3 separate regions of the Homo sapiens genome follow, and all the other regions are linked to region 3. Evidence: read pairs that join two places in POLR2A ChIA-PET (ENCODE). Cell type or tissue: MCF 10A. All regions are shown on one strand.

The links. ChIA-PET counts read pairs that join two places held together with the same protein. Peaks named below come from ENCODE experiments on the same cell type or tissue, not always from the same donor. Only the 100,000 strongest peaks of a DNase experiment are listed, where the experiment ranks them.
Region 1: POLR2A ChIA-PET joins it to region 3 with 30 read pairs; 7 of 35 experiments call an interaction of 5 or more read pairs at or near these places.
Region 2: POLR2A ChIA-PET joins it to region 3 with 21 read pairs; 6 of 35 experiments call an interaction of 5 or more read pairs at or near these places.

What each region holds. Positions count from the first base shown.
Region 1 is chr22:42,751,523-42,759,522 of GRCh38, reverse strand. No RefSeq gene overlaps it. Among named protein-coding and RNA genes, the nearest start is that of A4GALT, 35 kb to the right of the region's middle. RefSeq lists a silencer at 366-660. In MCF 10A, no CTCF peak of the experiment used is centred here; DNase peaks (open chromatin) are centred at 22, 3,732 and 4,612.
Region 2 is chr22:42,741,747-42,749,746 of GRCh38, reverse strand. No RefSeq gene overlaps it. Among named protein-coding and RNA genes, the nearest start is that of A4GALT, 25 kb to the right of the region's middle. RefSeq lists enhancers at 613-1,174, 5,689-6,264, 6,841-7,416 and a silencer at 6,450-6,744. In MCF 10A, no CTCF peak of the experiment used is centred here; DNase peaks (open chromatin) are centred at 66, 1,566, 4,416, 5,906 and 1 weaker place.
Region 3 is chr22:42,685,086-42,693,085 of GRCh38, reverse strand. It overlaps A4GALT (alpha 1,4-galactosyltransferase (P1PK blood group)), which reads left to right. Exons shown (of 3, transcript NM_017436.7): 3 at 1-965. The coding sequence ends at 196. Among named protein-coding and RNA genes, the nearest start is that of A4GALT, 32 kb to the left of the region's middle. RefSeq lists enhancers at 1-29, 4,342-5,233, 5,234-6,123, 6,124-7,015. In MCF 10A, no CTCF peak of the experiment used is centred here; DNase peaks (open chromatin) are centred at 4,055, 4,515, 5,385 and 6,595.

The DNA.
Region 1 (8,000 bases), 66 kb before region 3:
GTGAATCTCTTACAAAACCAACATTACTCACCAAAGCTTTTGACGTGTTTTGTTTTGTCTATGGGAGTGGGAAGGAAGATGGGAGAAATGCTGAGGGCGGCCTCCAGGTGGGCAGGGGGCAGACACTGCCATGGGGGTCCTGCTAGACTCCGCGCCGCTGCGCAGGGAAACCATTGCCGAGGGTGGGCAGGGAAGCAGCCTCAGAGACCACCCGAAGCAGCACCGCTAACACCCACGGCACCCGCTCCCCGCCTCCTGCCTTCCTCCTCTTCCACTCTAGACGGCTTTCTAGCAGGGGAGCAGGGATGCTGACCCTTCCAGCTCCCTCTGCCTTAGCCGCTGAGCGCTGACTCGAGGTTAACTAAAATCCCAGGAAAGGACTCTTGATTGGCACTGGTCAGGGCCTGCCCCCTGACCAATTAAGAGTGGCCAAGCAGTGATATCACATAACAATGGTTGCTCCTGGGGGTGTCCCACAGTTGGGGAGCAGTTTGAGGAGGGGTGGGGAGGGTTCAGGACAGGCAGAATAGCAGAGGGAGGAGCGCACTGCCCAAGGGACTTTGCGTCTCTGCACCCTGCAAAGTATATTTATCCTCAACTCACAGATGAGGAGTCCACAGCCAGAGAGGGTCTGTGATAACAGCTGCTGAATGGAGGAGTCATGAGTGCCAGTGCCCGGACTCACCTCCTGCACCACTGCCTGGCCTTGGATCCTACCTTTTCTAGGTGCTCACGTATTCTTGCAAGATCTTTTATTTTATTTTTGAGATGGACTTTCGCTCTTGTCGCCCAGGCTGGAGTGTAGTGACGGGATCTTGGCTCGCTGCAACCTCCACCTCCCGGGTTCAAGTGATTCTCCTGCCTCAGCCTCCCAAGTAGCTGGGATTACAGGTGCCCACCACCACGCCCGGCTAATTTTTTCTCTTTTTAGTAGAGATGGTTTCGCCATGTTGACCAGGCTGGTCTCAAACTCCTGACCTCAGGTGATCCTCCCGCCTTGGCCTCCCAAAGTGCTGGGATTACAGGCGTGAGCCACTGCACCTGGCCTGTCCTTGCCAGATCTTAAGGCCTTGAAGACAGAAACCACGCTGGATCTTTTCTCTCATCCCCAGAGCTCGTTTCTCCAGGCTGGATCTGGGTAGTCCCTGGCTGCTACCAAGGGCTCCTCCGAGGAGTCTGCAGTGATGGAGAAGGAGCCACAAACCCATTTGTCACCTAAATTTCCCAGATGTGCAATGTCAGAGTGGTCCTGATGATTCATAGAAATCTCTCTATGTTCTTTTATTTTTTGTTTTTGTTTTTAGAGACATATCTCACTCTGTCACCCAGGCTAGAGAGCAGTGGTACGATAATGGCTCACTGCAGCCTCGAACTCCTGGGCTCAAGTAATCCTCCCAACTCAGCCTTCAGAGTAGCTGTGACTATAGACAAGCATCATCACACCCGGGTTTTTAGATTTTTTTTGTAGAGACAGGGTCTCATTATGTTGCCCAGGCTGGTCTCAATCTCCTGGCCTCAAGTGATCCTCCCACCTCCCAAAGTGTTGGAATTACAGGTGTGAGCCCGGCTTAGCCCCATGTTCTTAACAATCCTTACATCCTCAGGGGCTGAGCGTGAGCCCCAGGACTGCGCCAGCCAGCTCACCTCAGATGCGGTGTTTGCATCTGATTTGCCGGTTAAAGTCTCCATGTGTTAAATTTGCATTTCCCTTGTTATTACGATATTAGGTTTTATTCCCAATACTCAGAGCTAGAATACATGGCTCAAAGTGATTCACGGAGGCATGCAGGAGTCATGTGATCCCACCACGTGGAACGATCTTGTAAACATAAACAAGGGGCAGGGGAGCCATGCAAATGCAGAGAGGGTCCCCTGCCAGCTAATCCGCAGGTGCAACTGGAAAGAGTAAGCAGGCAGGACAGCCAGGAGCCTGACTGGACAGGCGGGACAGCAGGGACTGACTGGCTCCCACCTAACCCCAGCTCCTGGCAGTGGCTGTGATGCTGCTGTGAGTGCAGAAGAGGCCAGGAGCTCTTTTTTTTTTTTTCCTTTTGAGACAGAGTCTCGCTCTGTCGCCCAGGCTGGAGTACAATGGTGCGATCTCGGCTCACTGCAACCTCTGCCTCCTGGGTTTAAGTGATTCTCCTGCCTCAGCCTCCTGAGTAGCTGGGATTACAGGCATGTGCCACCACGCCCGGGTAATTTTTGTATTTTTAGTAGAGACGGGGTTTCACCATGTTGGTTAGGCTGGTCTCGAACTCCTGACCTCATAATCAGCCTGCGTTGGCCTCCCAAAATGCTGGGATTACAGGCGTGAGACGCTGTGCCCGGCCAGGAGCTCTTTTTCGAAGTGGGCGCTTTGTCTTCTCTAAATTCATAGGGGTTTTTTTTTTCCAGAACAAGCAAAAAATAATTATTTGCAGCAGAAAACGGATTAATTTTTACACTAAAGGCAGAGATGTCCAAATTATAGAGACACCATTCAATGTCCCCTTCCCTCTGGCAAGAAAAGAGAAACAGGTCACACTGTGCTGAGAAGGCAGGAAAACCTGCTTGTTGTGACTGAATTATGTCCCTCCAGATCCACTGGCTGAAACCCTAACTCCCAGTACCTCAGAATGGGACCGTATTTGGAGAGAGGGTAAAGGGGTATTTAAGTTCAAATAAGGTCATATGGGTGAGTATTTAAGTTTTTTAAAAAAGGCCATACTATCCTTATGAGAAGAGATTAGGCTGGGCGTGGTGGCTTACTCCTGTAGTCCCAGCACTTTGGGAGGCCAAGGCAGGCATATCACTTGAGCCCTGGAGTTCGAGACCAGCCTGGGCAACATGGCAAGACCTCATCTCTACAAAAAAATATGAAAATTAGGGCTGGGTGCTGTGGCTCACACCTGTAATACCAGCACTTTGGGAGGCCAAGGCGGGTAGATCACCTGAGGTCAAGAGTTCGAGACCAGCTTAGCCAACATGGTGAAACCCTGTCTCTACTAAAAATACAAAAATTAGCCGGGCGTGGTGGCAGGTGCCTGTAGTCCCAGCTAGTTGGGAGGCTGAGGCACGAGAATTGCTTGAACCGGGGAGGCAGAGGTTGCAGTGAGCTAAGATTGCACCACTGCACTCCAGCCTGGGCACCAGAGTGAGACTCCATCTCAAAAAAGGAAAAAAAAATTAACTGGGCACTGTGGCATGTGCCTGTGGTCCCTGCTACTAGGGGAGCTAAGGCGGGAGGGGCTTGAGCCTGGAAGGTCAACGCTGCAGTGAGTCAAGATTGCACCACTGCACTCCAGCCTGGGTGACAGAGCGAGAACCTGTCCCCCCAAGAAAAGAAGAAGAAGGGATGAGGACATAAACACACACAGAGGGAAGGCAGCACAAAGACTCGGGAATGAGAAGGTGGCCATCTCCAAGTCAAGGACAGAGGCCTCAAAAGACACCAACCCCACTGACACCCTGATCTTAGACTTCTGGCCTCTAGAGTTGTGAGAAAATAAATTTCTATTATCACAGTGGTGCACACCTGTAGTCCCAGCTACTCAGGAGACTGAGGCAGGAGGATCGCTTGAGCCCAGGAGTTTGAGGCTGTAGGGCTCTGTGATTGCATTTATGAATATCCCCACCGCCCTCCTGCCTGGCAAAACAGTAAGACTCTGTCTCTTTAAAAGATAAATAAATAAATAAATATTAAAGTAAACTGTTGTTTAATCTACCCAGTCTGTGGTATTTTGTTACGTCAGCCTAAGCTGACTCATACAGTGCCCCAGAGTTCATCTCAGATATTATGTTCAGAAAGTATGATGTTCTATTAGCAAATTTTTTTTTTTTTTGAGAGGAGTTTTGCTCTTGTTGCCCAGGCTGGAGTGCAATGGTGTGACCTTGGCTCACCACAACCTCCGCCTCCCAGGTTCAAGTAATTCTCTTGCCTCAGCCTCCCGAGTAGCTGGGATTACAGGCATGCACCACCACGCCCAGCTAATTTTTGTGTTTTATAGTAGAGACGGGGTTTCTCCGTGTTGGTCAGGCTGGTCTCGAACTCCCGACCTCAGGTGATCCACCCCGCCTCGGCCTCCCAAAGTGCTGAGATCACAGGCGTGAGCCACCGTGCCCGGCAGCAAATTTTTTTTTTTGAGACAGGTCTTGCTATGTTGCCCAGGCCGGTCTCGAACTCCTGGGCTCAAGCAATCCTCCTGCTTCAGCTTCCCAAAGTGCTGGGATTTGCCACGTGCAGTGGCTCACGCCTGTAATCACAGCACTTTGGGAGGTTGAGGCGAGTGGATCACCTGAGGTCAGGAGTTCGAGACCAGCCTGGTTAACATAGTGAAACCCCGCCTCTACTAAAAATACAAAAAAAAATTAGCTGGCCATGGTGGTGGGGCAGGCGCCTGTATTCCTATCTACTTGCAAGGCTGAGGCAGAGGGATCGCTTGAACCCGGGAGGCGGAGGTTAAGATCGCACCACTGCACTCCAGCCTGGGCAACAGCACAAGACTCTATCGCAAAAAAAGAAAAAAAAAAAAAAAGAAAGAAAGTCATCAGTCCAAAGTGCTGGGATTACAGCTATGAGCCACAGTGCCCAGCCCAATGACTAGCAATATTTTGACATTTTGACAAAGCTACCAATGTCTTGGCTCTCAGCCCCTATGCAGAGCAGGAGTGAGGGAGGAATGTTTGATGACTTTGTTCTGCTTATCACTGAGCACCCAAGCTCAGGGAAGGGCTGTGCGTGCGTGTGTGTGTGCGCGTGTGTGTGTTTATCCATGGCCCTGCAAATCAGGAGCCCAGGCTATGTGGCCCCTCCAGCATGAGTGCTGCTTCTCGATTTGACCAGGCTGAGGATCAAGTCAATGATTTTTTTTTTTTTGAGACAGAGTTTTGCTCTTGTCACCCAGGCTGGAGTGAGATCTCCAATGGTGAGATCTTGGCTCCTAGGTTCAAGTGATTCTCCTGCCTCAGCCTCCCGAGTAGCTGGGATTACAGGTGCCCACGCCTGGCTAATTTTTGCATTTTTCGTTTTTTTTAGTTTTTTGTTGTTCTTGTTGTTTGTTTTGAGACAGAGTCTTGCTCTGTCATCAGGTTGCGGTGCAGTGGCACGATCTTGGCTCACTGCAACCTCCGACTCCCCAGTTCAAGCGATTCTCCCGCCTCAGCCTCCCAAGTAGCTGGGATTACAGGCACACACCACCACACTCAGCTAATTTTTTTGTAATTTTAGTAGAGACAAGGTTTCACCATGTTGGCCAGGATGCTCTCGATCTCCTGACCGCGTGATACGCCCGCCTCGGCCTCCCAGAGTGCTGGGATTACAGGCGTGAGCCACCTCACCTGGCCAATAATGTATTTTTAGCTACATCTAAATGCTTTGCCAGAGAAAGAACCTTCTCCAAAGCCAAATGTCACCAGAGAGAGGCTTAAAACTCAGCTAGCCAGGCACACGCCCGGGTCAAGAGGGTGACGTGCTGCTGGTGCGTCGCCAGGACCACACCATGGGCAGCCTCCTGAGGAAACATCACCAGCTTCTGAGGCCAGCTTTTACCCGAACACCCAGAAGGGTCCCGTCTTAGCCCATCTGGGCAGGTGTGACAAATACCCCAGGACCAGGAGGCTTCTAAACAACAGACACTTCATTCTCAAAGTCCTAGAGGCCGGAAAGTCCAAAAGTCAAGGCACTGGCAGATTCTGTGTCCCGTTCAGAATTAGTCATTCTATTTATATATTTATTTTTAGGCCAGGCACGGTGGCTCACGCCTGTAATCCCAGCACTTTGGGAGGCCAAGGTGGGCAGATCGCTTGAGCCCGGGAGTTCAAGACCAGCCTGAGTAACATAGTAAGACCTCATCTCCACAAAAAATCAAAAAAATTAGCCAGGCATGGTGGCATGTGCCTGTAGTCCCAGCTACTTGGAAGGCTGAGGCAGGAAGATCACCTGAGCCTGGGAGGTTGAGGCTGCAGTGAGCCATGATTGCAACACTGCACTCTAGCCAGGGCAACAGAGGGAGACCCTGTCTCAAAAAAAATGTAAAGAAAGGCCAGGCGCGGTGGCTCATGCCTGCAATCCCAGCGCTTTGGGTGGCCAAGGTGGGTGGATCACTTGAGGTCAGGATTTCGAGACCAGTCTGGTCAACATGGTGAAACCTTGTCTCTACTAAAAATACAAAAAATTAGCTGGGCACGGTGCCATGTGCCTGTAATCCTAGCTGCTGGGGAGGCTGAGGCAGGAGAATCACTTGAACCCGGGAAGCAGAGGTTGCAGTGAGCTGAGATCGCACCACTGCACTCCAGTCTGTGAGACAGAATGAGATCCCGTCTTTAAAAAAAAAAAAAATGTAAAGAAAAAAAAAACCTGAAAAATCCCCTTCAGTCCAGAACCCCCGAGCCATGCGTCATGGGGCTGTGGCTGATTTTTAATCTGCTGGTCTTGTGCGTTTGCAGAGGGACTTTGCCAGAACTGGAGTAATTTGGTTAAGGCCGAAGCTCAGTGGACACAGACAGCTTGTCCTGGGTCCTGGGAGGGTGACAGGAGGAGGCTGCAGGTTCCCAGAACCACAGCCCTCACAGCTGGAGGGGGATTGGGAGAGACCCCCTCCCTGCACAGCCCCCAGTAACCAGTGTGTCACCCCAAGCCTGGGAGGGAAGGATGATTACTCTTCCTAGTTTACAGACGAGGAAACTGAGGCTCTGAACAGCCCACAGTCTCACAAAGAATGAGCAGCTGAAAGATGCTAACCAGGCCTGTTGGAGTCCACAGCCTCGTCTGCCTCTCGGGACAGGTGCTGCCACTGAACGAGGTGGCTGAGCTGATCCGGGGTGCCCTCTCCCCAATACCTCTTTCCCATGGGTCCCTCGCATGCCAGGAAGCTCCCTTTCCAGAGCCAGCCTTTGGAGTCCGGCAGAGGATCTGCCCAGGTCACTTCCTGGGGACTTGCCTTAGCTGACCCCCCCAGCTGGACAGCAGGGAGGGGGCTTGGGAAATGTCAAGGAGGAGGACCACGGGGTTGGGGGAGCCTTCACGGCGTCCACCCCTCTCCTCACTTCCCCTTCCAGCCTGGCCCTGGCCTTTCCGCCCCTCCTTCTGCTCCCCATGGGCACCCAGGCACAGATGTGGCCTGTTAGTGCTATCCGAGAGCTGTGGGGGATGCCTGTCACCTGTGTCCATGACTCAAGGGATAATTCTAAGTCCTCTCTCAGCTCCCAAAAGGCTGACCCCACCCTGCGCAGCACGGTCCTTTGTCCTGCTTTCCTGGGGGAACCACTTGTAAGTTGATTTGGGAACTCGTCCTAGCTCCAGATTGTTTTGCTTTATTTCAAATAACAGGTCAAGGCAGCTTGAACAGGGGCGTGAAAGGAAGTCAGAGGCAATCCCGGGGCAGCGGCCCTGCAGGGCGGCCCCCCACCCTGAGGTCTCCCACAGACTGGCTAGGTTTCAGGGCCATCTGAGGACACGGCTGGGACAGGCCCCCACCCCTCGTCACCTGGCCTTGCACTGTGTTTCAGCATCTGGGGTGGGGGTGTTCCATGGGCAGATACGAAGTCTCACAGTTTCCTAACAGGAAACGTGGGGCGTGGAGGCCTTCTTCGGGTCCCAGTCCACTGGGGTTAAGAAGAAGGGCTTGGGGCCAGGCACAGTAGTTCATGCTTGTAATCCCAGCACTTTGGGAGGCCAAGGCGGGCAGATCACTTGAGGTCAGGAGTTCAAGACCAGCCTGACCAACATGGTGAAACCATGTCTCTACTAAAATTACAAAAGAAATTAGCCAGGCGTGGCCAGGCGCGGTGGCTCATGCCTGTAATACCAGCACTTTGGGAGGCAGAGGCAGGCGGATCACAAGGTCAGGAGTTCAAGACCAGCACGGCCAACATGGTGAAACCCCATCTCTGTTAAAAATACAAAAATCAGCAGGGCGTAGCCGGGCACGGTGGCTCACGCCTGTAATCCCAGCACTTTGGGAAGCCGAGGCGGGTGGATCACTTGAGGTCAGGGGTTCGAGACCAGCCTGGCCAACATG
Region 2 (8,000 bases), 57 kb before region 3:
CTGTAAGGAAGCACAGAAGTAGCAAAGGCTTTGCTGAGTATTGGGAACCTACCCTGGGCAACAAGCTCAGACCTGCCTGGGAAGGAGCTGTGCCCAGCAATGATGCAATGATGAAATGATGCTTTTTTTTTTTTTGAAAGGCATGTGCCACCATGCCTGGCTAATTTTGTATTTTTAGTAGAGACGTGGTTTCACCATGTTGGCCAGGCTGGTCTCGAACTCCTAACCTCAAGTGATCCACCTGCCTCGGCCTCCCAAAATGCTGTTATTACAGGCATGAGCCACCGCGCCCAACCAGTGATGCTTATTTTTTCTGCCAGTGGTGAGGCTGCGAACACAGGGACCATGGGAGTGGGAGCAGCCAGCCTGAGGACGGACAGTAGTGCAGGGGCACCCCCACCTGGCATGGGAGGTTAAGAGCCAGCCACCAGGCCTACATGGCTGGGGAGGGTGGATCCCTAGCTGCCAGGAGAGGGTGGTGCCACTGGGGAGGCCACAGAATGTCCTCTTCGAGTCCCTGAGCCTGCATCCTGCAGGCTGCAAAGCGCAGTTGCCTGGAGTAGCTGGTGCCGACTGGGATAATAACCAAGCGCTTCTCATTGCTGTGGGGGCATCTCTCTTTCCCATCCCAACAAAGAGGCCAGGCCTTCGGCTCGCTTGTCTCTGGGAAAGCAGACAGAGCGGGCAACCAGATCACAGCCTCCCTGGCCAGCACCCACACACCCTGGAGTGGCAGAAACTGGGGCTCCCTCAGAGGATTAGGCTGGGGCAAGCAGGAGGGCAGTGGGTTAGAGGCAGGTGCAGGCGGAGGGGAGGGATTGGCAGCCTCCCCACCTAAGCCTCGGAAGGGATGAGGCCCCTCCTAGCCTCAGATGGGAGGACCCTGGGAATGTAGCTGCAGGGGAGCCCAGGATAGCCAAACCCTGGAGATAGGGGTCCCAGGGAAACTCCTTATAAAATTTATAAAATTAATCAGGGGCTCGGTGCAATGGCTCATACCTGTCATCCCAGCACTTTGGGAGGCTGAGGCAGGCAAATCACTTGAGGTTAGGAGTTTGAGACCAGCCTGGTCAACATGGCAAAACCCTGTCTCTACTAAAAACACAAAAATTAGCTGGGTGTGGTGATGGGCGCCTGTAATTGCAGCTACTCGGGAGGCTGAGGAAGGAGAATCGCTGGAACCAAGAGGCAGAGGTTGCAGTGAGCTGAGATTGCGGCACTGCACTCCAGCCTGGGCGACAAGAGCCAGATTCCATCTCAAAAAAAAAAAAAAAAAGTAATCAGGGAAGAGGAGGGAAAAACGGAAACAAGCCAAGCTTGCAAGCTACTCAGCATGAGCTCTGAGAGCAGCCTGCTCTCTGACCAGCTGCCTCACAGCCATGCAGTGCCTGTGGCGGCCTCAGAATCACACAGACCCTGTCGCAGGATGCTAACACCCCTTAACTGCTCTGTAGACAGCCACTTGTATGTCATGAAACGTTCACTTTTGCATTTGAGATATTCTTTCAGGGCCTGCATCCGGATGAAACTACTGACGCCAGCTAGTCTGAAAGATCCCACAAAGAACTGACTCACAAAAAAAAAAAAAAAAAAGCCATTTCCACATCCTGACGAATTCATCTCCCTGCCCCCACCAATCAATGACTCCAGTTTTCCAACCCCTTGACTTCTTTATAGGATCCCCGTAAAAGCCCCAGCCCGGAACTCCTCTGGAGGTGGATTTGAGGGTCCCCTCCCAGTTCCTTGCTCTGTGCTCGGCAATCATTAAACTCTTTCTTTGCTGCAAACCCTGCTGTCTCAGTGTCCTGGTCTGCTACTGAGCAACAGGCATGCAAATATGTCGGTCCTATGACACCAGCCTTAGCCAAACCCTAGGCCCAGGAGAGTCACACCCTAGAGGTCTAGACAAGAAGAGTGTCAGCAGGGACCATTTTGCATTGTAGACTACAGGCCCAGCTAATTTTTGTACTGTTAGTAGAGATGGGGTTTCATCATGTTGGCCAGGCTGGTCTCTGGTCTCGAACCCTTGACCTCAGGTGACCCGCCCGCCTTAGCCTCCCAAAGTGCTGGGGTTACAGGCCCGGAAGTTCCTTTTAATGAGTATAATAAAATCTTTACATCTTGTTTTTTGGAAAACGCTATATTTAAGCTTTGTTCTTAAAAGACTGTTTTCCTTGGTACACATTGCAAATTAATAGTTGTTTTCTCTTCACATTTTGGAAATATTATTCCACTGTCTTCCAGCTTCCATTGTCATTGAAAGCCTCCCTATTGTCCTCTAGGTTTGGTGGTTTTGTGTTTTTGTTTTGTTTTTTTAAATTGGTCAGGCGTGGTGGCTCACGCCTGTAATCCCAACACTTTGGGAGGCTGAGGCGGGCGGATTGCGAGGTCAGGAGTTCGAGACCAGCCTGGCCAACATGGTGAAACCCGTCTCTACTAAAAAATACAAAAATTAGCTAGGCATGGTGGTGTGTGCCTGTAATCCCAACTACTCAGGAGGCTGAGGCAGGAGAACTGCTGGAACCTGGGAGGCGGAGGTTGCAGTGAGACGAGATCATGCCACTGCACTCTAGCCTGGGCAACAGAGCAAGACTCCATCTCAAGACTCCAGCTGCGGTGGCTCATGCCTGTAATCCCAACACTTGGGGAGGCCAAGGCTGGCAGATTGCTTGAGTTCAGGAATTTGAGACCAGCAATGTGGTGAAACCCTGTTGTCACCGGTGGAGGTTCTTGGCATCTTGAACAAAGAATTGGACAAAATGCACAAACAAAGCAAGGAAGGAATAAAGGGATTTATTGAGAATGAATATACACTCTACGGTGTGGGAGCTGGCCTGAGCATAGGGGCTCAAGGGCCCCATTACAGAATTTTTGGGAATTTAAATACCCTCTAGAGGATTCCATTGGTTACTTAGGGTATGCCCTATGTAAATGAAGAGGATGAAGTAAAGTTATAAGGTTATTTACTTGGCCTATGCCCTGTGGAGAGGATACTTCCTGTCATAGCTGAAGTGTGAATTGGCCTTATGTGCCCTGCCTCCGGACCCTATTTTCCTGCCTCACCATCTCTACTAAAAGTACAAAAGAATTAGCCAGACATGGTGGCACGTGCCTGTAGTCCCAGCTACCGGGGAGGCTGAAGTGGGAGGATTGCTTGAACCCCGGAGGCAGAGGCTGCAGTAAGTGGAAATCATGCCACTGTACACCAGCCTGGGCGACAGAGCCTGTCTCAAAAAAAAAGTCTCCCATTCATCACGCTGCCATGATCTGCAGCTTTCCAAAAGCATACCTAGGTTTAGATTCTTTTTATTTATCCTGCTCAATGTATGTTGTGACTCTATGTTTATAGATTCCTGACTTGCACCATTTCTAGAAAATTCTCAGTCATTAGAGGTTTTTTTTGTTTGTTTTGTTTTTGAGATGGCGTCTTGCTCTGCTGCCCAGGCTGGAGTGCAATGGTGAGATCTCTGCTCACCGCAACCTCCGCCTCCCGGGTTCAAGCGATTCTCCTGCCTCAGCCTCCTGAGTAGCTGAGACTACAGGCACCTGCCACCACGCCCGGCTAATTTTTGTATTTTTAGTAGAGATGGGGTTTCACCATATTGGCCAGACTGGTCTCGAACTCCTGACCTTGTGATCCGCCCGCCTCAGCCTCCCAAAGTGCTGATATTACAGGCATGAGCCACCACCCCCAGCAGCTTTTTTTTTTCTTTTGAGAGGCAGTTTAGCTCTTGTTGCCTAGGGTTCAAGCGATTCTCCTGCCTCAACCTCCTGAGTAGCTGGGATTACAGGCATGTGCCACTACACTGGCCAATTTTGGTTTTTTATTTTTTATTTTTTGAGACTGTGTCTCCCCCTGTCGCCCAGGCTGGAGTGCAGTGGTGTGATCTCGGCCCACTGCAACATCTGCCTCCCAGCTTCCAGCGATTCTCCTGCCCCAGCCTCCCAAGTAGCTGGGATTACAGACGCCTGCTACCAGGCTGGCTAATTTTTTTATTTTTAGTAGAGATGGGGTTTCACCATGTTGGCCAGGCTGGTCTCGAACTCCTGACCTCAGACAATCTGCCCGCCTCAGCCTCCCAAAGTGCTGGTATTACAGGCGTGAGCTGTGACCATGCCCGGCCATTAGCTCTTTATTTGCTGCCTCTCCTCGCTCAACTCCTGGGACTCAAGATTAGGCTCCGTGAATGTCCCCTGGTGGGTGGTGGACAGGTCTAGACAAACCTGCCCCAAAAGTCTAAGGAAGCTAAGAGGCTGAAAAAAGAGGCTGACAAATCTGGCTTCTCAGGAAAAAACGTTTAATAGGGCCTTATGAACAGAAGCCATGTCTGTGTGTAAAGCAGCGAGACAAGAGGTGGATCGCCACACTCTCACTCCCAGACCCAGGGCTTACATAGCCTGGGAAAGGGTGAGTCAGAGGGACGAGCAGGCCACTTGAAGTATGATAACATTAAGATTGTTTGACCTTAGGGCAGGATTTATAGTAAGTGTGTGCTCTTACACAAGGAACAATAGAGAAACTGGAAATCTTTTTGTTTTTGAGTCGAAGTCTCACTTTGTCGCCCCGGCTGGAGTGCAGTGACACGATCTCGGCTCACTGCAACCTCTGCCACCGGGTTTCGAGGGATTCTCCTGCCTCAGCCTCCCGAGTAGCAGGCACAGGCCACCGCGCCCGGCTTATTTTTGTATTTTTAGTAGAGACGGGGTTTCGCCATGTTGCCCAGGCTGGTGCCCAACTCCTGACCTCAGGTGATCCACCCGCCTCAGCCTCCCAAATTAAAGGTTCTCGTATCGGTTCCAACCCCGAGAGCGCGCCAACAGACAGCACGAGGCAATGTGGGGGCAACACGCTGTTTTAATGAGCGATTACGTGCAGGTGGGCCGAGACCTAAAATGGCGTCAGCACCAAATGAGGACGGAGTGGGGGTTTTATAGTCTCCTGTAAACAGGAAGTGTCCCAGTCTGACGTGACTGCTACATGGTACCCGGACGGCCTCCCACTCGATCTTCAGCGAGTATGTGTCTTCCGGCCAGGTAGGTGTTTTCTGCCCGGCTCTCTTCCTGCTTCGGCCATGCTGCTGGCGCTTAAGTAGCCTTGCGCCTTGGGACTGGGCCTGAGAAGGGAGGCGTTACCCATCCCTTCAAGCTTTCAGGCCCCGGGGAGAATCACCAAAGTGCTGGGATTACAGGGGTGAGCCACCGCGCCCGGCCAAACTGGAAATGTTAGAGGCCTCCCAGAACTGGGATTACTCAGAAGTCAACATGGCAGATTAGCGTCCAAGATGGAGCTGCTTTGACAGCCTCGACCTCCCCAGCTCAAGTGATCCTCCCACTGGGACTACAGGCATGCACCACCGTGCCCGTCTAATTTTTTATTTTATTTTTAAATTTTATTTATTTATCTTTTTTGAGATGGAGTCTTGCTCTGTTGCCCAGGCTGGAGTGCAGTGGCGCAATCTCGGCTCACTGCAACCTCCGCCTCCCAGGTTCACGCCATTCTCCTGCCTCAGCTTCCGGAGTAGCTCGGACTACAGGTGCCCGCCGCCACGCCCGGCTAATTTTTTGTATTTTAATAGAGACGGGTTTCACCATGTTGGTCAGGATGGTCTCGATTTCCTGACCTCGTGATCCACCCGCCTTGGCCTCCCAAAGTGCTGGGATTACAGGCGTGAGTCACCGCGCCTGGCCTTTATTTTTTAATTTTTTTAGAGACAAAGTCTCACTATGTTGCTCAGGCTGGTCTCAAACTTCTGGCCTTAAGTGATCCTCCCGCCCGGCCTCCCAAAGTGCAGGGATAACAGGCGTCAGCCAGGGCTCCCAGCCTCTGTGTCTCTTTATTGCTATTAATATTTCATCCTCTTTCCTTCTCCACGTCCTCCCCGCCACTTCCTGGCTTCCCTCTCACGCTCCAGGCCTTGCCAGGGCCCCACCCGGCCTCCAGGGATGTTCCAAGGCCCAGCCTGCCAGGCTGAAGTGAGTGTTCTCTGGGTTCAGCTGAGAACAGCTGGAATCTACCCCAAAGCAAATTTCCTAGGTAACTTTAGGGCAAACAGAGGCCAAACAATGGAAAGAATAGAGGCCCCCAGAGGGAGAGACCAAAGGGGCCGCCATGGGCTGTCCCCGGGGCTGGGCCTGGGCTCTGCTCCAAATGCCTGCCCTCCTCCCCACCAGAGCCTTCCTGCCTCAGGCTCTGAAGATTCAATCACTAGGGGGACCCCAGAGGCTCTTTCTCCCCACCCCCACACACTACTGATCCCCTGGCGGGGAAGGTGAGAGGGCGCAGGTTGGGGGCAGGGCTGGAACCCCCCTAAGCCACAGACAAAACTGAAGAATGAAGTGTCTGTCCTCTGGGGGTAGGGGTTGGAACCCATGACAGAGGGTGCTCAGGCCCCCAGCCCAGTCCAAGTCCAGTCTGAATGTCCCCTGCCCCAGCCCTCACAGCTTTTCAATCTCCTGCCACCCAGGATGGCCGCTGCTGGGCCTGCAGGGTCCTCCCAGGACCCTAGGAGAGAGAGGATGCTCTGATCCACACAGCACTTCGCTACCCGGGACATGCAGAAGCCCCTACCCAGAGCGCGAGGGCCAGCAGACCCAGGGGGACCAATCCGAGTCCAGATCGGGGATTTTGCTACCTTGCACCCAGCTGATTGGCTCAAGGAGAACCAATCAGAACCCAGAGTTGGGATTTTGCAAACAAAATGCAGAAGAGAACTTTGTCTTCCCAGTCCCACGGAGAGCCAGTCTGTCAAGAACAGAGATGAGGAGTGGACAGGAAGAGAGTAGTGGGGGCATTGGAGCACTAGGCTTGGGGAGTTCCTGCTTGTCCGAATATTCGGTTTGGAATCTTGGCAATTCCACAAGCCAGTGAATCTTCTTTGTGGGTGAGTGAATGTGAAGTGGATTTCTGAAATTTGCAACTAAGAGAATCCTGATTCATTCAGTGTTCAAGGATATTTACATCTGGAAACAAAACAAACAGCAAAAACCTGGGCCCCATCACCCTGGGCTCCAAGCCGTGCGAGCTTCTCAGGAGAGTGGTCTATACCTGCTGTCTCTCCTTCCGAGGTCTGATCTCTCCATGCTGCCCACTGAAACCGCCCCCACCACTACCCCCACAAGGAGGCCAAAGACCTACGAGTCCCCGAGCCTGAGGGACACACTCAGCCATCATCTTCCTAAACCCTGCCAGGGCCTGATGCTGCCCGATACTCTCCTCTCCCTCAAGATTCTGTCCTGGCCTCTCACCCCTTCTCTTCCTCTCCTCCTCTGGGGGCCTCGCAGGCCAATCACAGCCACCTAAATCCTTGTCACTGGCCCAGCCCTCTGCCTGGAGGTTGCTCAAGGCACCTTAGTACGACATGTCAAAATCAAACTCACCATCTTTCCCTGCACGGCTGCTCCTACCCCCCGGCCTTTGTACAAGATGTTCCCTCTGCCCGGTGTGCCCTCTCCACCCTGATCCACTATAAACCAATTGCCTTTCCGGCTTCCGGACTCCCTGGCATCAGCCCACCCCCTGCAAAGCTTATTGCCCAAGCTTGAGGAGCCAGGTAGGGGGAGGGTCTGAGTTGTGACGTCCCCACTGAAGGAAATCAAAATATACCCCAAAATATGACTCCCTGCTATAATGAGCATTTGAATTAAAAACCCTTAGGCTGGGTGCCGTGGCTCACTCTTGATCTCACCACTTTGGGAGGCTGAGGCAGGTGGATCAACTGAGGTCAGGAGTTCGAGACCAGCCTGACCAAGATGGTGAAACCCCCGTCTCTACTAAAAATACAAAAATTAGCTGAGTGGCCGGGCGCGCTGGCTCACGCCTGTAATACCAGCACTTTGGGAGGCCGAGGCGGGCAGATCATGAGATCAGATCACGACCATCCTGGCTAACACGGTGAAACCCTGTCTCTACTAAAAATACAAAAAAAATTAGCCGGGGATGGTGGCGGGCGCCTGTAGTCCCAGCTACTCGGGAGGCTGAGGCAGGAGAATGGCGTGAACCG
Region 3 (8,000 bases):
GCAGGACTGGAAGAAGTACTTTGAGGACATCAACCCCGAGGAGCTGCCGCGGCTGCTCAGTGCCACCTATGCTGTCCACGTGTGGAACAAGAAGAGCCAGGGCACGCGGTTCGAGGCCACGTCCAGGGCACTGCTGGCCCAGCTGCATGCCCGCTACTGCCCCACGACGCACGAGGCCATGAAAATGTACTTGTGAGGGGCCCGCCAGGTCACCTCCCCAACCTGCTCCTGATGGGGCACTGGGCCGCCCTTCCCGGGGAGGCAAGATTGAGGGCCCGGGAGAGGGAGGCCCGAGCTGCCACCGGGCTTAGGCAGGCTGTTGAGGAGCTGTGGGAGCAGGCCCAGTGGGAGGCTGTGGACACCCCGAGGACAGTGTCCTGTCTCGAGGCAGGGCTGACACATGGTGCCATAGCCAGCGGAGGGCGCTCAGTGAGTGCCCCGGGCCTTCTAGACAACAGGCAGGAAGGATGAACCTCAGGGCACCCCCAGGTGGTGCGGAAAGCCAGGCAGTTGGGACAGAGGTGCCCACGAGGGCAGAGGCCGGTGCTAAGGGGATGGGGAAGAAGGGACAAGATTCCCAGAGAGGAGAGGAGGCTGTTGGTAGGAAAGTGGCAGGGCTGGGGGAGACCCAGCCCCAAGGGTCCGGGGCGGAGGATGCTTTGTTCTTTTCTGGTTTTGGTTCCTCTTTCGCGGGGGGTGGGGGAGGTCAACAGGGACTGAGTGGGGCAGAGGCCCAGAAGTGCCAGCCTGGGGAGCCGTTTGGGGGCAGCCCCTTCTGCCCACCCCATCCTTCTTCCTCTCCAGAGATGCCAGGGGGGCGTGTATGCTCTGCCCCTTCCCTCAGACAGGGGCTGGGTGGGGAGGCTCTTTAGGCTCAGGAGAAGCATTTTAAAGAAACCCCCACCCTGCCGCCCGCATTATAAACACAGGAGAATAATCAATAGAATAAAAGTGACCGACTGTCACTTCGGGCCTTGTGATTGGTGAAGTGTGTTCAGGCTCACAGCCTCCTCCGCTCCATTCTTCTGACGGGGAATCCACTGGGTGGACTGGTGGTGACTTTGCCAAGGTCTCACAACCTGCCCAGCACGGAAGGGCTCGGGACCTGGCTCATAGCCCCAGTGTCCCTGGTGATGGAGAGCCCCCGCAGTGGGGAATGGGGGGAGCCTGTTTTTCCCTCCTCCTTTTTCAAGGCTCACAAACACGGAAGGTTGGGTCCCACCAGCACAACTCCCCCCATGACAAGCCTGAATCTGTTTAACATAAATGGGACCAAATGTGGACACTGAGGAGCCCACCGCCGGAGCAGGGCTGAGCTGCCACCCATCCAGGGAGAGGTCCCAGTGAGGGAGCTGTGAGGGCCTGTGGCTGAAATCCCGGGAGGGACCTGAAGTGCCTTGTGGGCGGCTCCAGGACTGGGCCATAGGAATATCTGCTCCCCGCAGGGCGAGACCCCAGCTGGTTTGCATTGTGGAAGCTGCCTAGGCGTTCCCCACCAGGACTGGGGGTGCTGCCAGGAACACTGGGGCCCAGCAGGCTGCTTTTTGGCAGCTGAAGGGGGAGGCATTCATTGGCCTCCGTTTTCTGCCCACAGACCGTCTTGAGCAGCGTGGGAAGGAGGTGAGCTCCCTGGCTCTTAGGAGTATTCAAGAGCAGGTTATGTGTCGTTTTCTTGGGTTTCTTTCTTTCTTTTTTTGAGACAGAGTCTCGCTCTGTCACCCAAGCTGTAGTACAGTGGCCCCATCTCGGCTCACTGCAACCTCTGTCTCCCGGGTTCAAGCGATTCTGACCTCAGGTAAGCCACTGCACCTGGCCCAGGTTTTGTTTTTGATGAATACAAAGGATTGTTAAGTCAGTGATTTCTCCAGCCACAGCAGCATTTCAAATGAGCAGGTTTTACTTAAATAATACAAATCATATCCTAACTATATATGTATGTGAACAAGTGAGATGACCTTTTAGAGTCCAGCATTGTTTAGTCATTTGACCATCATACAGTGAGTGCCTACTCGGTGCCAGCATGAGGTCAGGAGTTCAAGACCAGCCTGGCCAACATGGTGAAACCCCGTCTCTACTAAAAATACAAAAATTAGCCAGGTGTGGTGGTGGGCACCTGTAATCCCAGCTACTCGGGAGGCTGAGGCAGGAGAATTGTTTGAACCTGGGAAGCAGGGGTTGTGGTGAGCCGAGATCGCACCACTGTGCTCCAGCCTGGCTGACAAAAGCGAGACTCCGTCTCAAAAAAAAAAAAAAAAAAGGCCGGGCACGGTGGCTCATGCCTGTAATCTCAGCACTTCGGGAGGCTGAGGCAGGCAGATCATAAGGTCAGGAGTTCAAGACCAGCCTGGCCAATATGGTGAAACTCCATCTCTACTAAAAATACAAAAACTAGCTGTGCATGACTTGGGGCGCCTATAGTCCCAGCTACTCGGGAGGCAGAGGCAGAATTGCTTGAACCCGGGAGGCGGAGTTTGCAGTGAGCCAAGATCGCACCACTGCGCTCCAGCCTGGGTGACAGACTGAGATTTCATCTCAAAAAAAAAAAAGGAAATTATGAAATTATGTGCATAAATGTCTGCTTAGGGCAGAGAGGTGGGTAGGAAGTGCCAGTTCCCAGGGAGGATGCTGTTGACTCCTTATCCACGGCCATTCTCCTCCCGCTTCTTTCTTGCTAAGGAAACCCCAAGTTTGTTCAACCCTCAGGTAGCTTAGGGCTGTAGAGGAAGTGGGCCCTCCCTAGGCCTGGGGGTGAATCTCTTTTGGTCTAAGCCAGTCCTAGTCATTCCAGTCCCTTCCTAGTAATTTGAGTGGAAATGGGCATATAATGCTATTCTGGCCAATGAGAGGGCAAGTCAGCTGGAAAAGAGGGCTCTGAGAAAATGTTCATAGACAAGAAAGCAACATTTCTGCATTTGGCAAAAGGGTGTAATGCTCCAAGCAATGGCAGCCATCTTGAGGCCGTGAGGGGACAAGTCTGAGATCAAATGTCACCATACTGCATCCTTGAAGACATGAAGACCTCAGCGAGCTGCTGAATTAACCAACCCTGAAAGCGCCCTATCCCGACTCCTTGTCTCGTGTGTTAGATGCTATTTACCATCCTCAAGTGTCCATTCTTCTTGTGGTCCTTAGAAAAAGAACACAGCGAGTTCTAGGCAGACATAGCACCTCCCCTTGGCAGCTGGCTGTGGCCATGTGACTAAGTCCAGGCCAATGGGATGTGAACAGGAGTGATGCGGGCAACTCATGGATGATCTTAAAGACATTTGCTTTGGGCACTCTAACCCGCTTCCCACTGGCTGGAGCATGGCAGCAGCTGGAGTGCTTTGCAGGGCACATTTTGGGGGTGGCAGAGTGGCCCCAGTGGCCTTGGAGCACTCACCTTGGGACTGTAATGTGAGACAGAAACAATCTTCTTTTTTTTTTTTTGAGACAGAGTTTGACTGTTGTTGCCCAGGCTGGAATGCAATGGCGCGATCTCGGCTCACCGCAACCTCCACCTCCCGGGATCAAGCAATTCTCCTGCCTCAGCCTCCCGAGTAGCTGGGATTACAGGTGTGCGTCACTACACCCAGCTAATTTTGTATTTTTAGTAGAGACAGAGTTTCTCCATGTTGGTCAGTCAGGCTGGTCTCAAACTCCCAACCTCAGGTGATCAGCCCGCCTCGGCCTCCCAAAGTTCTGGGATTATAGGCATGAGCCACCGTGCCTGGCCTAATTTTTGTATTTTTAGTAGAGACAGGATTTCACTGTGTTGGCCAGGCTGGTCTCGAACTCCTGACCTCAGGTGATCTGCCCACCTTGGCCTCCCAAAGTGCTGGGATTACAGGCATGAGCCACCGTGCCTGGCCTGGTCTCGTTTCTCTCCTTGGAAGTTGGTGGGGACCGGGGCTGGGTTCTGATTTTTGGCAGTGGACTAAAGCTGGGAGGAATGTCTCACGTCTCACCTCCCCTTGGTTTCCTGCTGCTGCTGCTGCTGCTGCCGCCACACCCACCCTGGAAGGGGATGCTCCTCCTCCCCCAACCCCACCGCAGCACAGATCACACCTGAGTCCAGGGCCTGAAGCCTGGTCCCACCCTGACCCCCAACCTCACAGCAGAATTCCGAGCACGCCTTGCACTGGGCTAGTCCAAGTTAGAACAAGCAGAGATTTAGGAACAAGTGAACCATGAAACCAGACTTCCAGGAACACGGGGGCTCACTCATCCCCGATCTCTGTTGGGCACTCAGAGGACATTACAATTTAATATTTAAACAAGAAGTTGAATATTGATACACCAGCAAGGGGGAATTATTTTCCTTCCCCTAGAGCTGCTGGGAAAACGACTCCCTGCTTGCCTATGCCTGGCCAGCTGGGAAGATTCTTAAATAACCGACTGGACACCGGCCCCAGGCCACGCAGTGCTCCCCCAGTAAAGGATAGGTCCACGTCTTTCTCAGTCCTGGCCAAAAACGTCTGTGAACACACCCACTAGAAACAAGCCAGGAACAAACCGCTGCTCTGAGGATCTGATTACATTTCCCCAGGGCAGGTTTCCACCAGAGCGAGCGCCCCTCCCTCCTCCTTTCCCAGAACTCCGTTGCCCAACAACTGTTCCAGCTCCTGCTCCTGAGGCGGGGGCAGCCTGAGGAAACCAGGGCCTCAGGCGACAGCCGGCTCTGTTAGGCAGGGGCAGGACAAAGTGCAAGGTCCCTCTGGAATCCCCCAAGGCAGAGGGCAGGAGCCAGACTCCTCCGGTAGCTGTGGGGGCTCGGAAGGGGACATTAGACTCTGGTCTGTGGCTGTTGGCGCAGGGAGGTGAAGAGTGGTAGCTGCCCCCCGAGGCAGGCACTGGACCCCTTCTCGGCTCCCCAGCCAGCCTCCTTCCTACCCTGTGCACAGAACAGTGAAGGTCTGGGTTCAAATCCCAGCACCGCCACCTACTTGCTGAGCTTCTTTCTCTGTGTGGAAAGTGGAGGTGTGATAACACCACTCTGTGTCGTAGAGAATGTGTTCTGTGCCAGGGGCTGGGCTGGCTCATTTGATCATTACAACCATGCTGGGAGGGGGCACCACCCATCTCTTTGCAAAAGAGGAGATGCACAACTCTGGCCAGGGGTCGGTGGCCAGGAGGCAGGAACGGAGGATCTTTGGGACCCCTGCCCTGCCCCGGGCCTTAGACCCATTGCTCCCAGCCCAGAGGTGCAAGAACACAGCACTGTGATGGGCAGAGGCTGGGGTCCTCACCTGGCCGGGTGGTGTGGTGGCAGCGGGCATCTTCTGGCCTTGCAGCCTTTCTGCTGTTACCTCTGCCCTGCCTGTGCCTGTCCTCACTGCCTCTGTGTTCTCCAGGATGCTACTCTTATTTCTGGCCAGCTGGATCCTACTCTTATTTCTGGCCAGCTGGATCCTGGCCCATTTACATAGTTGCATTAAGAGGCTGGGCTGAGGCCAGGTGTGGTGGCTCACGCCTGTAATCCCAGCACTTTGGGAGGCCGAGGCGGGCGGATCACTTGAGGTCAGGAATTCAAGACCAACCTGGCAAACATGGTGAAACTCCATCTATACTAAAAATACAAAAATCAGCTGGGCTTGGTGGCGCATATCTGTAATTCCAGCTACTTGGGAGGCTGAGGCACAAGAATCGCTTGAACCCAGGAAGTGGAGGTAGCAGTGAGCCGAGATGGTGCCATTGCACCACCACCCAGGTTGGAGTGCGGTAGTGCAATCATGGCTCTCTGCAGCCTCAAATTCCTGGGCTCAAGAGATCCTCCCCCCTCAGCCTCTGAAGTAGCTGGGACTACAGGCATGGGCCACCACGCCCGCCCAGCTAATTTTTAACTTTATTTGTAGAGTCGGGGTTTCACCATGTTGCCTGGGCTGGTCTCAAATTCCTGGCCTCAAGGGATCCACCTGCCTTGGCCTCCCAAGGTGCTAAGATTACAGGTATGAGCCACCGCGCCCGGGCTGGTTATTGTTTCTTGATCTGGTGCTGGTTAAGTGGTGTGTAATTTGGTGAAAATTCACCGATTTTAGATTTAGAGTTTGTGGACTTCAAGAACATTGACATGAACAACAAGACAGAGGCCGTGAGGGTGGAGGAGAGGGCAGTTGGAGAGGCACTTGGGCCAGGGAACAGGGCTGGATGTTGGGGATTTAGGGTGCAGCCTGGCTTCTGGCCAAGTGGCTGGAGAGATGGGAGGATGAGCAGATGAGACACGCAGCTGAGACTGAATGTGAGGGGCCCCCCAGAGATGTGGCTCCCGGGGACCCAGATTGAGAAGCTGACCTTAAGGTGATGGGAAGTGGTGCCGTAGGAAGGAGGGCTGGTTCTGGGTGAGGCAGCTGAATGAGGGGCATGGAACCTGAGCACCCATTCTAGGGGCTGCCTGCCCCCAGAGAGTGGGTTCTGGAGGAGGGCCTGGGGGAGATGGGGAGAGGACCAGAGCCAGCAGCATCCAAGGAGTGAGCAGGGTAGCATGGAGAAGTTCTGGAGCTGCTGCTGACACGTGGCCTCAGGAAAGAGAACCAAAAGCTGGGGCCCTCAGAGCCCCCTGTGTCAGCAGCGCCAGGCACCCTGGTCTGGGACAAAGGCAAGTGGCCACACCCACCTATTTATAGAAGGCAGCTGGCAGGGATCAGGGGAGCCTTACAGGGGCCCTGGGGGAGGGGGCACTGGCAGGGGATGATGAAGGCTCTGCCAGGTCTCTGCCAGCCCCGCCCATACCCTCAGAGCAGAGGCCAGGCCAGAGTTCAAGGAGATCTGGGACAGATGCAGGCCGACTGCACCCTGCAGGCACAGCTGGGCCTAGGAGCAGGGGCTTTTGTCCATCTGTGCTCTGTGGAGTGAGGGAGCTTTTTCTTCTCTGGCCTTGCTGTCCTTTCCTGTGGTATAGGAGACCCCATTTGTCTATGCCATGAGACCATGTACTCCTCCTGGAGCCCAGGGTGGGGTTCCCTCTTGGCCCCAGCCCAATCCAGGGTTGGACAGGACATGCCTGCTTACTGAGGGATGAATAAATGAGAAACTCACGTCCCCAGAGGCTGAGGGACCTGCACAAACCCCAGGCCTTCTCCTGGCCACTCACACCCCTCTGATGTTGCCCTAAAGACCTCAGGGCCTCCAGGTGCAGAGGCTCACACCTGTAGCCTCAGCACTTTGGGAGGCCAAGGTGGGTGAATCACTTAAAGCCAGGAGTTCAAGACCAGCCTGACCAACATGGCAAAACCCCATCTCTCCTAGAAATACAGAAATTAGCCAGGCATGGTGGCAGGCACCTGTAATCCCAGCTACTCAGGAGGCCGAGGCAGAAGGATTGCTTGAACCCAGGAGGCAGAAGTTGCAGTGAGCCGAGATCACGCCACTGCACACACCAGCCTGGGAAACAGTGCGAGACTCCATCTCAAAAAAAAAAAAAAAAAAAAAAAACCCTCAGTGCCCCCAACAGCAGGGGCTGCTGATAGGGTGAGTTAGGCCTCCAGACCAGGGAGTGGGGAGGGGCCAGGCTGGGCCTTGGAATTTAGAGCCTTGGGGCCCCTGGGAAATTCACCTCAAAAATTACCTTAGAAATTCAAGAGAGGGCCAGGCGCAGTGGCCCACGCCTGTAATCCCAGCATTTTGGGAGCCTGAGGCAGGTGGATCACCTGAGGTCAGGAGTTTGAAACCAGCCTGGCCAACATGGTCAGAACCCATCTCTACTAAAAATACAAAACTTAGCCGGGCGTGGCGAGTGCCTGTAATCCCAGCTACTCGGGAGGCTGAGGCAGAGACTTGCTTGAACCCAGGAGGTGGAGGTTGCAGTGAGCCGAGGTCGCACCACTGCACTCCAGCCTTGGCAACAGAGCAAGAAACCGCCTCAAAAAAAAAAAAAATTAGCTGGGTGTGGTGGCGGGCGCCTGTAATCCCAGCTACTTGGGAGGCTGAGGCAGGAGAATCGCCTAAACGTAGGAGGCCGAGGTTGCAGTGATCCGAAATCTTGACATTGCACTCCAGCCTGGGCAAAAAGAGCAAAACTCCAT